2 separate regions of the Homo sapiens genome follow, and region 1 is linked to region 2. A link is a loop called in an ENCODE intact Hi-C map of the cell type or tissue named here. Cell type or tissue: mammary epithelial cell. All regions are shown on one strand. Region 1 overlaps ADGRL3 (adhesion G protein-coupled receptor L3). Region 2 overlaps ADGRL3 (adhesion G protein-coupled receptor L3).

Evidence for each region. Peaks named below come from ENCODE experiments on the same cell type or tissue, not always from the same donor. Only the 100,000 strongest peaks of a DNase experiment are listed, where the experiment ranks them.
Region 1: it touches region 2 in a loop (2.3-fold over the local background); 3 of 110 quality-filtered maps call a loop at or near these places.

Annotation. Positions count from the first base shown.
Region 1 is chr4:61,516,443-61,524,442 of GRCh38, forward strand. ADGRL3 (adhesion G protein-coupled receptor L3) reads left to right here. Exons shown (of 27, transcript NM_001387552.1): 4 at 873-1,076. Among named protein-coding and RNA genes, the nearest start is that of ADGRL3, 320 kb to the left of the region's middle. In mammary epithelial cell, no CTCF peak of the experiment used is centred here; a DNase peak (open chromatin) is centred at 4,609.
Region 2 is chr4:61,463,934-61,471,933 of GRCh38, forward strand. The region is part of intron 2 of ADGRL3 (adhesion G protein-coupled receptor L3); the gene reads left to right. Among named protein-coding and RNA genes, the nearest start is that of ADGRL3, 270 kb to the left of the region's middle. In mammary epithelial cell, no CTCF peak of the experiment used is centred here; a DNase peak (open chromatin) is centred at 4,378; H3K27ac peaks cover 1,880 bases.

The DNA.
Region 1 (8,000 bases), 53 kb after region 2:
ATTCCTATTTATTAAACTAGTTGCAAATAGTGTAGGGAAATGTGTATCTCATGTATCAATTTATCAAAAAAAATCCTATATTTAAATATCTCTTTTCAAAGCATAAAATGCATGGGTGTTTTCTGAATTATTTTTAAAAATCATGTATACTTTTTTTTCATTATTGTCTTGGTCTTTCATATTTACTCATTTATGTAATATGTACCATTTGTCAGTAAAATCACTGTGTATATAAATGGTAAAAATGTGTGTATATCCTTTTCACCTTAACGTCCAGCACAGATCTTAAAACAGCACCTCTCCAAAAATGGTAGTTAAATGACCTGAAAACATACAAATAAGTATAAAACAATCCATATAAGTGTAACCATACATCAAACAAAACAAATAAACAAACAAAAGACACCTTTCTGGGACTTTCTTTACCCATTACCTTATCAAACATTTTGTGTAAAAATTGAGTTTAGGAACCATTATTCTTATTTACACTTATGTAGGTATTAGTGCCCTTAATTTACATTAGAGTGCTGTGAATCTATAAAAATAAAAATAATATTTATATTTTTTCAGGTAGCTTACTGTGCTTTCAATAATTATGTCTAATTTTCTAATCATTATTAGAGATTAGGATGAGTTTTTTTTTTTTTTTTAGCTTAATTAAGATAGTGTTTAACTAGGATAGCATTATACTAGGGGCCAGGAGATGTAATCCTCTCAGCTGTAGGGTTGTCTGAGTAGGGCCTGGGGTGGCTGGAGTCTTGGGCCTATAGCCGGCGGCAGAGAGCAGCCTTGGGAATAGCCTCTACCAGGGCTCCCCTGAGGCGGGACTGAGGTGAGCAGGGGTCTGATGGTGCGCCCTGCGGTCCCCGCAGGTGGCAAGCACAGTGAACGACATCCTGCCCTTGCTGCTCCATTGCGACACGCTGAGCGCAGCCCAGGAGGCGCTCTTCCACCCAGACATCTGCTTCAGCAGCCAGCTGCAGAGCGCACCGCTGCTCATCGTGGACAAGGGCCCCGTGGAGCTACCAGAGGAGTTCGCGGTCCAGGTGCCCAAGGAGCACAGATTGCAGCGCAAGGTGCGGCCAGCGGTGGGGAGAGAGGGCTGGGGGTGGCTGGGCAGGGGCTCCTGAGAGGCTCAGCCCCAGGAAATGCCCGAAATGTGTCTTCTTGTAAGTTTACTGTCTGCATTCACTTTTGTGGCTGATATTACCACTTAGTGATATCCTGGCCATTTTTTTTTTAAGGCTTATACAATGCATGCCTGTTCTACATCAGAGCTTCAACATTATTTTGAAATGTTTTATTTAAAATACTTGATTGGGTTTGAAATATTTTTGCATTATCACAGGAAATTTAAAATTACTTTTAGTGACACTTTCAACTCTTGTAAAATTTGAAAGGCTGTATAAGTTTTAACATGTCTGATCATCTGCTTGTTTGAAAAAATTTTCACCAATGGAAACTATCAAGATTTTGAAAAGATTATGATTAAGACGTCTTGGTTAGGAATTGCACATTAGTCATTTAAAGCGTAAAACTTGGTAAAAAAGTTATAGTTACTGAAACAACCTAATTTTCTTATGAAAATGGCGGAACATTCTTCCTATAATATTGCCTCTGCAGCTGGAAAGTATAGCAAGTGGCATCCAGCCCCAAAAGCTCCAGTGAGGAGCATTAGGTCATATTTGCACAAAACTTAGTACTTACTCTTTTCCCGAACACTTTACATTTTATTTTTTATTTACATAATATTTAGGCAATGTAATTTTTATTTTTCTCACAAAACTTCATATGGGTACTCTTATTTCTGTCATTTCCCCCAAGGAATATAATATTTGTAACTTTATTTGTGGAAAATAAGCTGGGAAGCATTTGGCTAGTGGAACTATGAATATCAAATCTTTCCTAAAACACAGTCACTATTCTGACCCAAGAATTTCTTGAGAGGGATACACATATTAAGTAATACTAGCAAAAGAACATGAAACATCACAGTATTAGCTGAGTTTATCTTCTAAGCCCCGTTGAAGAGTTCTCTGGTAAAATAAGTTGGAATACTTTGTTTCAGTCAGGACCTAAGGGAGGTGCATCATTAATCCATTTGAGATTTGAGAGACCCGTGAGAGTTAAATGTAATTCTTCAATTACTGTGGCCACGAGGCAGAGTAAGAGCATGTGTAACTTTGCATTCACCGTAGCTCTGTCTCCTAAGTCACATCGTTCAATCTCTCCATTCAGATTGGCCTTTCTGCCTTGTAGTGGTGGTTTGGCAGCAGCAGTGGTGATGACAGGCAGCAAAGTGGTGGGCGAGGCCATGCAATACCATAGAAGCCTGTAGAATGGACTCCAGTGTGTTCTCAAAATTCAAGGGCAATGGATAGTAAACATTCTTTAAGAACTTCCTATTTTTCCCTTTCTGTTTTATTTGTATTACCTTTTCAAACTTGAAGTTTTCTAAATTGGATGGGCTTTTATTATTCCCAGAATGTGCTTCAGCAGTCACAATTATTTCATCATAACTTTGTCTTATGATTTATATTGTAAAACAATAATATATAATGAATATTAGTTAACTAACTCCAATGCCTGTACATTCATCGGACTTTCTAGAATTAAGAAGAAATACAGAAATAATATTTAATTTATATGAATCCTATAAATATTTAAATCAGCAACTAATGTAAACACAAACACATAGCTGCTGGAAACTCTCTCTTCTGACAAAAATTCAGAATATCAATTAGAATCATTGTTTCTAAGAACTTTATACTGAATTTATTCCCCAGTTTTTATAGCTTAATAAGATTTTTCTATATCACTAGATTTTAGTTTTTGGCATGTATGTGGCAAGTTACAGTGCAGTGACGGGTTTTAAGTCACATTTTTAAATCAATTTACAAATAGAAAAGCTGTATTATATTCTGTTTTGGACAGAGATGAAAACGACAGTACAAGCCAATTTTATGTGATATTTTTAATGGAGACTGAGGTAAACGTCTTGTGATTTAAAAGGCGCTTACAGAATTGTGTTAATCTGTCATGATGAGATGATACTTTTTGAAAGTTGCTTTTGTGTGAAAGTAATTTTATCAAGGAGACAGAGAATAAAGGTCATCTTAGAATATTCCCTGTAGAAAGAATAAAGAAGAATAAGTAAATATTATAGGGGCATAATCTTTCCTAATATGGAAGACAGTATATACAGCTAGAATGCTTGGACAGGTATTAAAAATGAAATTGAAGTAAGAGATATCACATTATCTTGAGCTCTTTAAATTGAAAAGACATGGAGGAATTTGAACAAGAAAATGTCAGTGAATTCAAGTTCTCACCTTTCCTCCCCTCCTCCACCTTCATAAAACAAAAACAAGTCTGTTCTAGAAACAAGATACTTTAAAAATATAAAGCTCAAAAATAAATAAAAGAATAAAGGCTGATATTAATGCAATCTTTGATTCAAAAACAAAATTGATATTACTTAAAAATATATTAACCTCTGTTCGTTCTGTAGATAGCCAAACAGGCAAGTAGGAATCCAATGAAAGCAGCCATAACAACATAACAAAATGCCCTTATTGGCTTGAAATTAAGCTTTGTTTTTTCCCCCCTTTGAATTCATTTGACTCTTGATAGCTAATAGCACTTGAGAGTTAATGAGTATTTGGATTCATACAAATTAGGACATCTTGGTAAAACAGCAAAGCATGAAGAATTTTTAAAAATAGTTCTCCTAAGTTTCTTTTTAGCATGTTAAAGCAGAAGGAAGTCTGAGGGCAGATTTCCCAGTTAATGACTAGATATCAAGGCTTTCCCTAGAAGCTAAAGGCATGTTAATGTGTTTTTTTCAATCAGCATATTTCTTGGTTTATTGTTTATCTCCATGCAGCTGCATTAAAAAAGTTCATTGAGAAGATCTACAAATAATGTTCCTACAAACCACACAGACAGTGGTGCCAAACCAGTACAACTTTTCACTAGGAAAACAGCTAAAGCATTTCAGTCCTGACAAAACATCTGAAAAACTCTACTCTGGGCTCATTTTAAAGTTCATCTTTTGCAAGAGCCACAAATGCTTCCACAAGAGGGTTATATATTTGATCAGTCCATTTGGAGAATTACATCAAACTCTACTATAATCTTTTTTCAAAAAAACTTTTTCCTTCCTACTTGGGTTTTAATATTTATAGATGAGGAGGCTTCTATAAACCTCTGTGTGTGTGTGTGTGTGTGTGTGTGTGTGTGTCTGTCTGTCTGTCTGTCTGAGGGGGAGTACTAAATGCAGGAATAGTGTTTTAAGAATGTGTCATAGTATGGAATTCTAAGGACCCTTGAGTACTAAACCTTAGATACCAGGAAATAACACCCAGGGATTTTTTTTTCCTGTGAAACCAGTTTTTCTTCTGTTTTTCTCAATCTTTCCAACAGCTTTCTCTGCTCATTGTCATTATAAGTGACTGTCAGCCTGAATTGTGCACCACTCCTCCCCTCCAGAGCACCAACAACCAACTGGTACTTGCCTTCTCGCCTCTTAGTTCAGATTTCTAAGAAAGGAAATTTAATCCCCATTGGGTTAGGTAAATATCCTTTATCTAATTACTCATGTCACTAGTCATTCCCTGGCCCAGGGCCCACACAGTAGCAACTGTGTAACAGAGGCAATACTAGGAATACCTATTATAGGGGTGAGAATAAAGTTCTGTGGAGCATGTAGGGGGATTGTCTATTTGGTGGGTTAGAGAAGGTGCCCCTGAAGATAAAGTGGCCTCTAAGCTGCAACCTAACAGACAAGTAGTAGTTTGCCAAGCACAGAAATGGAAGAAGAAAGATACTATTCTGAGTAGACGAAACAGCAACACAAGGGCCTAGTTCAGGATGATTGAAACATAGAAGTCCCAAGGATAATTTCTAGATATCAGTCTAGTAATGATCTGGAGAAGTGGTCAGAGATCTGGTCAGGAAGAACACAATGGTATAACACTATGAGGAGTTTGAAATTTTCCTGATGGTAGTGAGGGAAAAATTAAGTTGATCTTAGAGGAATTAAGCAAGGAGTGACACATTTGAAGAATTAACCAAAACAGTCTTCAAGACCAATGGAGTGTTCATCATGTTGATGCAGATAGATAAGAAATAGACGAGTCTGTTCTATTGGTGGGTCTGACTCAAGGAGTGAGTGATAGTAGTGATGATGATGGCCAAATAACAGGACTTAGATATTCATTGCACATGTGAGTAAGACAGAGGGAAAACCCAAAGGAGAAAACCAAGTATCTGGCTTGAGAGATTGCATTATAAATGAGTGTACCATTTACTGAGATAAGAAAGACAGGAGGAGATGGAGAATGTAGGCAAGGAATAATGATGTTGTTAACCAACCATTTACTGATTGAACAGAAACCCAACTTTCTGGCCCCAAATTTAAGGACACATAACTTAAATACAATATACAAATCTGAAAAAAAAACTAAACTAAAAATGTTATGTGTTTAGCATAAGTGATTCTTAATAAAAAAATAATAACTGGTAGCCTTATTATTTGTTAGGCATCTTCTTTTGGCCCAGATGTGATAAGATGTCCAGAAACATTAAGGATATCTGCTAGGATTTTCATTCAATCGTTCCTTCTACTTCCCAGTAATACCTAGCAGGGATATAGTGGAGCCAAGATTGGTTCTGAATTTTGAGCTTTGCTGTCTTTCCAGGCCTAGATATATTTGACATTCATTCAGTTCTTAGTACAATGTTCCAATGCAAAATTTGGAGAAGCAGGAGACCACTCTGCCCATATTTGCTCTCATTAATAATGTAACATAGCACACACTTCAGTAAAATAATAACAAAGAGTAATCTCCCTGTGTCTTTTGAGAATGCCTCAAAAATGAACCTTGATTAATCTCTTGCCTAATTATAACTGGTTATTAAATAGCATAACCCTTGATGACAGTGTAAAGTGATGCTTTATCTTGAAAAAATGGTTAATGTTCTCATTGATTAAGACTCTTGAAAATAAAAGCTGTGATCAAAAAGGAAGTGCTTTCAAAGTTGAAGATCCAAGACCACAATTGCCAAGCTTACATAATTTTACGTACGATGATGTAATAAACTGTTAGGAGCAGGAAAAGGGTGGCAAAACCTCATTTGTTGGTTTGCTTGTAACACCATGATTTGAGAATAGAGGGAGCCAGTTCTTTTGCACATTATGAGATCACTAACTAGAGAAGTCATTCACACTGGGCTAAATGATGAACACAAAGGTAAATGTAGGCTGCTTTAAAACCTGTAAGCCAGAAGGCCTACATCTAGTTTAACAAAGTTAGTAGGAAGCACTTTTCTCTCTTGCTCCAAATCACATCACCTCACGTCTTATCCTTCAGCCACATGGAGGTTGCGTCAATTTACCAGACGAACATGCTTGCCAATATACCTTTGGCAAATATTATCTTTGCTGGTCGGAATGTCCTATAGACCACCTAACTCCTCTTCAACTCAGCTTAAACATTTGTTGTAGCATTGAATCCAAGTGATTTTCCCCCACTTTCACTCATCCATAGCCTTATTCCTGACAGAACAATTTCTATTCTCCTGATTTTGAATTTGACTGGTCTGAAAATTGTGCGTGTGTGTGTGTGTGTCTGTGTGTATGTACGTGTGCTTGTGCATGCATATGAGACGATGATGAGTAATCCTTCTGGCATCTTCTCATGTTCTTACTTTCCTTACTCCTAAACTTTTGGAAAACATGGTTCTAATTTTGTTACTACATTATAGTCTGAAGTGTGTAGGTGAAGTCTAGGAATTTGTGGGGAAGTATGAAGATGAAAGATATTTTAACAGAAGAACAGGGATCAATTTTGCTACAGCAACGGAAAACTCTTACAAGTTCAGCCTTTTGGATGTATCTCTTTGCTGCAGGAGAATAATATAATGTGGCTTTTAGAGTGCTGTGTTAGCTGCCTTCTTCTATATGACACTGTAATATTATTTCAGGTAAAATCCCCTGTTCACATTTATTTATGTCTTTCAGTGAGGTTTGCCATTTTAGACAAGACTTAGAGTCTAATTGATATGCATAATACGTTCTTTGCACATCACTGTTCAGAATTCTTATGTGCATCTAGGGTCAGTCATATTCTTATTTTATGTGGGAAGAAAGGTAATAGGCCTCTAGGGAAATAGGTCAGTTATTGAGATTTTTTTTAAATGCTTGGTAGCCCTAAAGATAATTTCAAAGAATTTCTTTAAGACCCTGTTTTTCTCCTAAATGGTATAAATACCAGAAGGATGTATCCAATTGAAAATAAATGTGCGAGCTTGACCTTCAAGTATTTCCAGAATAGTATAAGCTCAGTCTTTTTTTCTATTGGTGTAAATTACAATTTATATTCCCTCTTTAAAAAGCATGTGAGTAGCTTTTCAAAATACTTACAGAAATTATACTTTTGACTATTGAATTTTTTCACAAAGAGTATGAATAACTAGAAAATAGGTGCTAAACTTTGACACTTAGTGCTCAAAACATTTTGGTTTAAAATTTAATTAAGAATGTGCTTTAAATTGTTTCATTAAACTATTGAGCATCTGCCATGTTCAAAGTATTATATGTGTGTTCCAAAGGAGCAAATTTTATACAATGACAGATACTTCTCAGAATAAGTCAATTACTAGGAAATATCTTCCTTTTTCTTCTCTATCCCCTTACCTAAAACAATGTGTGGTATAATAAAGATCTGAAGTGTATCCCAGATACAAAGAGGAAACTTACGTTATATTTATAGAAGCGTTAACACAAAATTCAGGTGAAAAGAAAGGGCAAGTCAGATGATGTCCATAAAACATCAAACTTTCGTAGACTGCCTTATGCTCCTGTTTTTAGAATCTGCATTTCCCATTTATGTAAGTCTCCAGTACAGAAATGCAGAAATTTGGCCAGGTGTTCTAACTTATTCTTTCTTTCATATATACAATTAATTAAATTGATGATTTTTTTTCTAATTCTTACT
Region 2 (8,000 bases):
GTTCAGTAGGGTTCAGATTTCTTTGAACACTTACTGCAGGGCTCAACAGACATTCCCCAAAGGGCCAGAGAATATCTCTATTACAACTACGCACATCTACTTAACACATGAAAGCAGCCAAAGGCAATTAATAAAAAATGGTTTGGTTGTCTTCCAATAAAACTTTATTTACAAAAACAGGCCACCTACCAGGTTTGCATAGTTTGTAGATCCATGACTTAGTGCTTCTTGCCTATAAAAGCTCACATAGCAAATGGAAAAGTAGCGTTATCCTCATATAATTCCCTAACACATCAGTTGCTTTGGAACAAATTTACATTTTCAAAACAAGTGTTGTAGCAGAACTGACTATAGTTTTTAAAAGTTTGGCATGTTAGAATAAAGGGGTATATAGGCATATGGCAAAAGGGTGAAACTCAAGAGTCATTAATGTCTGTCTTAAGAATGTAAATGTGCAGAGTTGTTAGCTGGGACATGCTAAATCAGGCTCCCTCAATTGACCAGGATTTTTTCATTTCTAAAATTTAACTTTTGATCTGTATTGTTTCTTTATATGATATTTTGAAATATTAATTTACTCCAGAAATCTCTTGCATTTAATTCAGACTTTTAGAAAATTTTTTAATTAAAGTTTGAAAATCAGAGTCTTTAAAGTATGTTTCTATTATTAAAAAATAATACATAACTAATATGGCAATTTCTACATAGTCTATATGACATAATACCCATTTTAACGTTAGGATCAGGAACATGAATTGCATATAACTGATATGGAAGATATTCTTCAGTTTTGACCATTTGATTTGAAATTGCTTCATATTTTATGCAAAGTATTTGTTAATTATCTGTTCCCCAGAAAATTAGTTAAGGATGAAGCACATAAATTCATTTTCACTTTACTGCCTCTTCTCAGTCAATGGGTTGTATTTAGGGCATATTGCCTGAATGCTTCTGGCAATTCAACAGGCACATTAGTCAGCAGAACATTATAACCGTTTCTCTTACATCCCTACCTTCTGAATCTCAAACTGAACCAAAAAACTCTGGGGTCTCCTTCAGAAATGTCCATGATAAATTGTTTTGCTCAGGAATGGGGTCCCGATGCTCAACCACGGGATCCTGATGTCAGAGTATATTGGGAAAATAAATTTAAGTGAATTTAAAATATTGTGACTATTTCAGAAGACCCACATAGTTGATGAAAAAGCCTAGTTAATGCAGCAGTTTAAAGTATTTTGTATATCAATTAAAATATCTTTAGGTACATTTAGTTTATAAGCATAGACGTAAGAAAGTATACAAATACAAGAATATGCCCAAACTTTAAATACCATTTCATTTATTATTAAATATTTTGCCATATTAAAGTTAGTATAGCATGTCCAAAAGAAGATGGGTAGGCTTTCATGAAATATTTGTGAGAAGTTTTAAAAATAGTTCGTATAGTTCTTAGAAATTGCTTCATTCTAGTTACTCAGCTCTGAGTTACTCAACTCCAACACAATACACAGAATTATGTCTAAATATAATTGAGATACAATTGCAAAGCCATATTGGTCCTCATTCTATTAATAATCAAAATGAATTTATATTGTATTTTACCAAAAGAAAAAAATATACTTTCTACCTATGTCTTCTATTTTTTAAATTAAATGTTAAAAGAAAATATGCAATAATTACTAGAATGTGTATATTTCTGACTGCTAAATGATAAGAATTTTGTCTAAAATTAATTTTTCTGTTGATAAGTTTGTCCAACATGGACAAACCAACATAGTTTATCTTGGATACTTGGACTGACTCTGGATTTTAAAATTATATATAAATATATATATATATATATATCTTATATGGAATATATATTTTCGTTATATAATCATAACAAAATAAAAATAATCCAACTCATGGCTGGGCGCAGTGTCTCACGCCTGTAACCCGAGGACTTGGGGAGGCCTATGCGGGTGGATTGCCTGAACTCAGGTGTTCGAGACCAGCTTGGACAACTCCGTGAAACACCCTCTGTACTCGAATACAAAACATTAGCTAGACGTGGCAGCATGTACTTGTAATCCCAGCTACTCAGGAGGCTGAGACAGGAGAATCACTTGAACTCGGGAGGCGGATGTTGCAGTGAGCCCAGAGTGCCATTGCACTCCAGCTCTGGGCGACAGAGCAAGACTCCATCTCAAAAATAATAAATAAATAAAATAAATAAATAAACAAACAATCCAACTCACTTTTAATGTGAAAACTTGAGAGTATTTTAAAGTTGATAGTAACATTTAAAATAATTTCCACTACCTGTTTCCTTTCAATCTAATTTCTAGATTATCCCCAATAATATCAGAATACAAATTTTAGAAAAATTGTCGTCTCTAAAATGACTGCAAAATGTATATTAACTCAGCATACGCTTTTGCTATATGAAAAGATAGCTTTTCAAAAGCCCTAAACATTTTGTATTATTAGTATTTAATATAGGTACCAAGAATAAAATGTTCATTCTATAATTCCATTGTAGAAATTATACTTTGTCTGGTTTGCTAGAGCAGGAGGATGCATAAATCAGATTATGCATGAATGTATTTTACATTTCCTTATTCACGCCATTATATTGCCAAAGAGTGGACCTGGTACTATTTGGAAAATTAAATATCGTCAGGAGATTGTAAGTTGTATGAGGTCAGAGATTTTTCCTGTTTTGTTCCTGCTCTGTTTTAAGACGTACCATGTATGGTGCAAAGTAGGCACTCAATAAATATTTGTTGAATGAATGAACACCATCTTTCTGTGCTGATTAAACCAATAATACTTTGGAAAATTCTATTGTATATCAATTAATAAAATGGGATTAAAAATCAAACAAACTGCAGCTTGAAGGTCAGCTTTGGTTATTTTAGACAAGCTCCTAGAATTTTTTTTTTATCTTGAGTGGCCACATTAATGAAATGTGGATGCTGATACCTAAATTATAAAACTATTGTTAAGATTTAATGAAAAAAATATGCTACAAGTATTTAGCCAAATGCACAAAACATGGAAACTACACATTTTTAAAGTAGCTATTAAAAGTAACTATGTATGAATTGATTTATTCATCAATATGTGATAAGTACTTGTGACACCAAGCTCTGACTTAGGTCTTGTGGAGGCTGAAAATAATAGGACGCAAGCTGAAGGAGTTCAGAATCAAGCAGAAAGAACAATTATGTAAACAACTAATTATAATACCAATGTTTTTAATGTTCATAAGAGAAGTGTAAACATTAAAATGTTAAGGCATGCATTTTATTTTAGATATGTTTTGTTTCAATCTCTTTTGAACATCAATGTCAAAGCTTGTTGAGCTTCCTTAAAGCACGTGATAATATTACCGTTCCACTTGACATTCACGTTCTATTCTTGGAATTAATTTTATGGTACTATAAATCATAAATTTAAAGTTTCAATGCTTAATATAGGGTCTGATACTCTAGAAATATATGTTGAATGTTGAATAAAAGAACAAGTTAATGAGAAGTCTGATTGCATTTCAGATGTGGGTGTGTGTGTGTGTGAGAGAGAGAGAGAGAGATGAAGGGAGGGAGGGAGAGAAATAAGTGAAGACTGAGACAGATATAGATGAAAAATAATAACTTTAAAAACTGTGTCCATGAAAAGCATTCTCATTTAAAGTAGAAACACTCTGAAGTGGATATGATCTCTGGTTTTCTTATCAAAGTTTGTGTGAATATAGGTAAATCACCTCATAATTATATGATACCTTATTATCCTGTTTGTAAAGTTTGATTAATTTTCAGTAGTACAGATGAAATAATTATCCTTAATTTAAGAAATTAAATATTGATGCAAAATGCCTAACTACATCATATTACTTGTTCTTTTCTTCAAACATCTGTTACTATCCTTATAAAATATTGCTTTTTAAGAATTCACATCTTAATGGTCCTATGTATGTATAACATACAATAATTTGGCATTAAGTAATTTAACCTATATAAACTGATGTTCTGACAAATTTATACACATGTTGCTTTCTTTTATTTGTGTGCTAGGGTAGCAATAAATAACCATTCTCTAACAGGCTTTCCCCTGTAGACTTCATTGTTGTAAAAATCGCTTTAGGCCCACAGCTCTTTAAATCATTGCAGTCTGTATTGCAACAGGTGGCTGCAAAGGAATTAAACATAAAAGGAAATAAAAGCAATGTAAAAACCCCATTGTTGGAATACGGTTGCCACTGGCATAATTTCTTCCATCTGATTTCCTCAGCTTCTACCCGTATAGCTGCCACAGTCTCTTAAGCAATAATGCGGCAACTTTTTGTAAAACCATGACTATGCTTTACTACTAGGCTTATAAATACCAGGTAGCTCAGCTTCAGCTTTTTTCCTGACTTTGTGGGTTTGGTGACTCAGTGTGAGGTGCAGCTGGAAATCCGGTACTTGATGGCTAGAGAAGGATCTCTTTTTTCCAACAGATCTGCTTTTGTCATATCAGCCTGAAAGGAACCATTTTTCTCTAAAAGTCTTTTTCTGAGTGTCCTAAATAGTGTGTAATATACAGGATGATTAGAGTTTAGATAAGATTTCACTTTATCAAAGCCTTAACCTCAAACGAGTTAAAAATTCTTTCCCTTTGTCCAAAATAATAGCATCTTATGAATGTGTATGTTACAAATAGTGGAGAGACAGAACTGAGAGTCTTGCCATAGAGGCTGGAAAATAGGACTAAGATAATTATTAACAATTGTGAGACACCATGGTTTCTTGTTTAATGGACTTAATAAAAAAGGCTCTGTTCCAGTGGCTGGCATAAAGAGAGTGAATGTTGTTTATCAGAGTCTACACCACAGACTCAACCAAGGGAAAAAGAGACGTCTAGTTTGTCTGCTTTAGTTTTATCGATATAACCACTCCCTTCTATTGACAGATCTCCCCATTTCTCAAGTAACAGGGAAAATGAAAGATAAAATTAAAATAGGTTAATAAAGTATATATACAAAGTTATAATGAAACTCTTCTTATTTTGTGTGTGTACCTTGAGCCGGACTCAGAGCTCTAGACTGTACGCTCTACTTGTCTGGGTTTAGTCATATGACTCTTTCCCAGCTCCAGGAACCATTAGAATATTAGAATTTTCTATGTTCCTATTGGGAAGCCCACTACCCATATACTTAATTGACTCCTACTCAGTCCTCAGATCTTAGAAGGGCAGTATTACCTTCTAGTTTAAGGTAAGGGCTCTGGAGCCAGCCTGCCTGGTGTGGATTGCTCTTTTGCCTTTAGGTGATTTTATGACAGTGATGTATTGTTAGGAAATTAATTGTTTTGTGCCCAGTTTCCTCACCTGTAAAGTCAACTGATAATAACAGTGTGTTCCCTAAAGAATTATTATGAGTATTAAATGAATTAACCTTTGCCAAGTGTTTTGAGCAAGGACAAGCACATAGTAAGTATTCAGTACCGGGAAGCCATTTCTGACTAAGTAAAGACTTTTGTTAATAAGCTCTCATGACCCATGTAGTTCTCCTTAGAAGCATTGGTCAGTTTTAGTTTGTGTGTGGGTAGGTGTGTTTTTGTGTGTATGATTCAAGTCTGTGTTTCCAGTAGGGGCCTGTGCTCTCTTAGGCATTTCAAGTCTTGTTTTACATTAAAATTTGCTTTTACACTATCCTAACAGCATTTTATTCTTTGTTGTAAAATATTAGGATAGATAAAGAGAATAAATAAATTTGGCCATATGAATCTTTTAAGGTCTAAATGTTCCCTATTTTCAAGGTCATTTATAGTTTACAGCGTAAGAATGTTGCACAAAATACAAGTGCCAAGGGAACAAGTAGTATAGAAATTCATTTAGGGCATAGGATGATTTACTTGAGAAGTCAAAGATAATTCCAAGGTCTGAAACTCTATACGCATATGAAGTCAAAGAAGACAATATGTTTATGTCATGACAATAATAATTAATTTTATTATATTTAGTTTGTTTTAAAAACAAAACAAAAAAAAACAAACCCCCAGCACTCTGAAGTATTATTACTTATGCTTTCTATCAGCCGGATGCTTTATTTATCATTATAGATTTTACACACTGAATAAGGTGGGCTAATTTAAATTCAGCATATCCCTTGTAACTTTTTAAAATTATCCACGTATTATAAATCATACTCCTAATGGGAGTATGAAAGAGTAAACATTAACATAATTTGCATTACTACATAAATAATTTTTTTAAGTCATAATACAATGGATAAAATTCCAAAACCTTTACATGTTTCTCAAGTCCATGCTGAGCATTCCAGAAATCAGTCAGAATACTAGCATCTAGGGAAGGGCATTCATTCTTTTAAATGCCTTGACTCATTCCAGGTAATATTTTGTATTTAGCTGCTACAGGATCTAGTAGTAGCCTAATTGTCTGCAGGAGGGTCAACTATTTCTCTCAGCATTGGTTTTCCTACCAGTAACAGATAGACACTGCCTTTTTTGTTGTTAGTAATACTGAGTAACATGATTAAATTCTTAAATCAATGAAAATAATCCATGTGCTTTCCTGAAATCTGAGTTCCTATAATGACTGCATATTTATTTGCTTCTTTATAGATAAGTACTCCTTGTTTTAAAATTTTGAATTATGACTTCGAATATAAATATATGCTGCAGGAAATAATTTAACTTTCTATATTAAAAGGTAGTATTCCTCTTTGGGGAATTTACCAAATTAAAGAAATGCTGGTTTAGCAACTATGAGCAAGGTTCTGTGCTATGGTACAATTAAGAAGACATTCATGTAATATGGTTCATTTTAATGACATTTAAAATGAAGTTGATAAGGGAGGATGATAATTCCTACAAAGATTTAAAAAAATAATAAAACAGTGGTTTTGAAAGATTTTTTTCATTTACCACCCGAAGGAATTTTTAAATTCATGATGTACCTCTTTAATGTTTTAGATTAACATTGAAAACATTTTCATTACAAATTTTTAAAGTTGCAAAGAATATATTTTAGAACACTGGAAACATTGACAGTCACTTTTTTAAATTGATTCAGTAGGACTTAAATACAGTATATATTAGATATTTACCATTATTCAACTAAAAACATCCCTGAACAATGTCTTTTTAACAGGCTGATATTTTACTTTGTCCTTTTTACTGCTTGAATTCATTATTCCTTTGGAATTATTTCACAAAATTGTATCTTATAGTAATATGCTTCTGTGCTTGCAAGTATTTACTTGTTTACTCTCTCAAGCTTCTTTTTAGCATGTGAATATTCAACAGTCTATATTTTCCATGGAACTATAAAGCTTTAAGTGTTTTTTTAAAAGCCTCCTCTATATTGACTTATCTTTACATGTAATAGTAGTATCCAATTGATCAAAATTACATAAAATGCATTTATTTTTTGATAAGTATTATTATAAAATAGAAAATATTGGTAATAAAATTTTCAGTTACATAGATGGAAGTGATGTTAATAGTATACAGATAAATAAATAGTTTAAATACCAATTTGTTTGTTTTTTCATTCTTGTAGGCAGTATATCATAGTGACATTCTAGATAGCTGAGAGGAATTTCTATTATAAAATGGAAAAAGCTGTGATTTTGAAAAAGGCTACAGAAGTGATTCTTGATCTTTTAAGTGTCTTCTGAGGCAAATTCATTTTAAAAAAGGGACTACATTGAATTTTAAGATCTGAAAGTTGATTATCTTAAAATGATCTGGAGTGCCATACCCTTTAGAGACCATTTCTATTTTCTCAGTTTCTGACAACAGTGCAGTATTTAACTGACAAAAAAGCATTTAGGTTACAGGGATTTCTTGTAATCACAGAAATGGTCGATTAAGGTATTATTGAACAGAGTTTTTCTTAATTGTAAACATTTTTTTTGTAAGATTTGGATACCTCTTCTAAAATCTCCAAATGTCATGATTACAGAAGTAGAAGGAAATGTATTTAAGAAATACAGTATAATATAATACGATTAT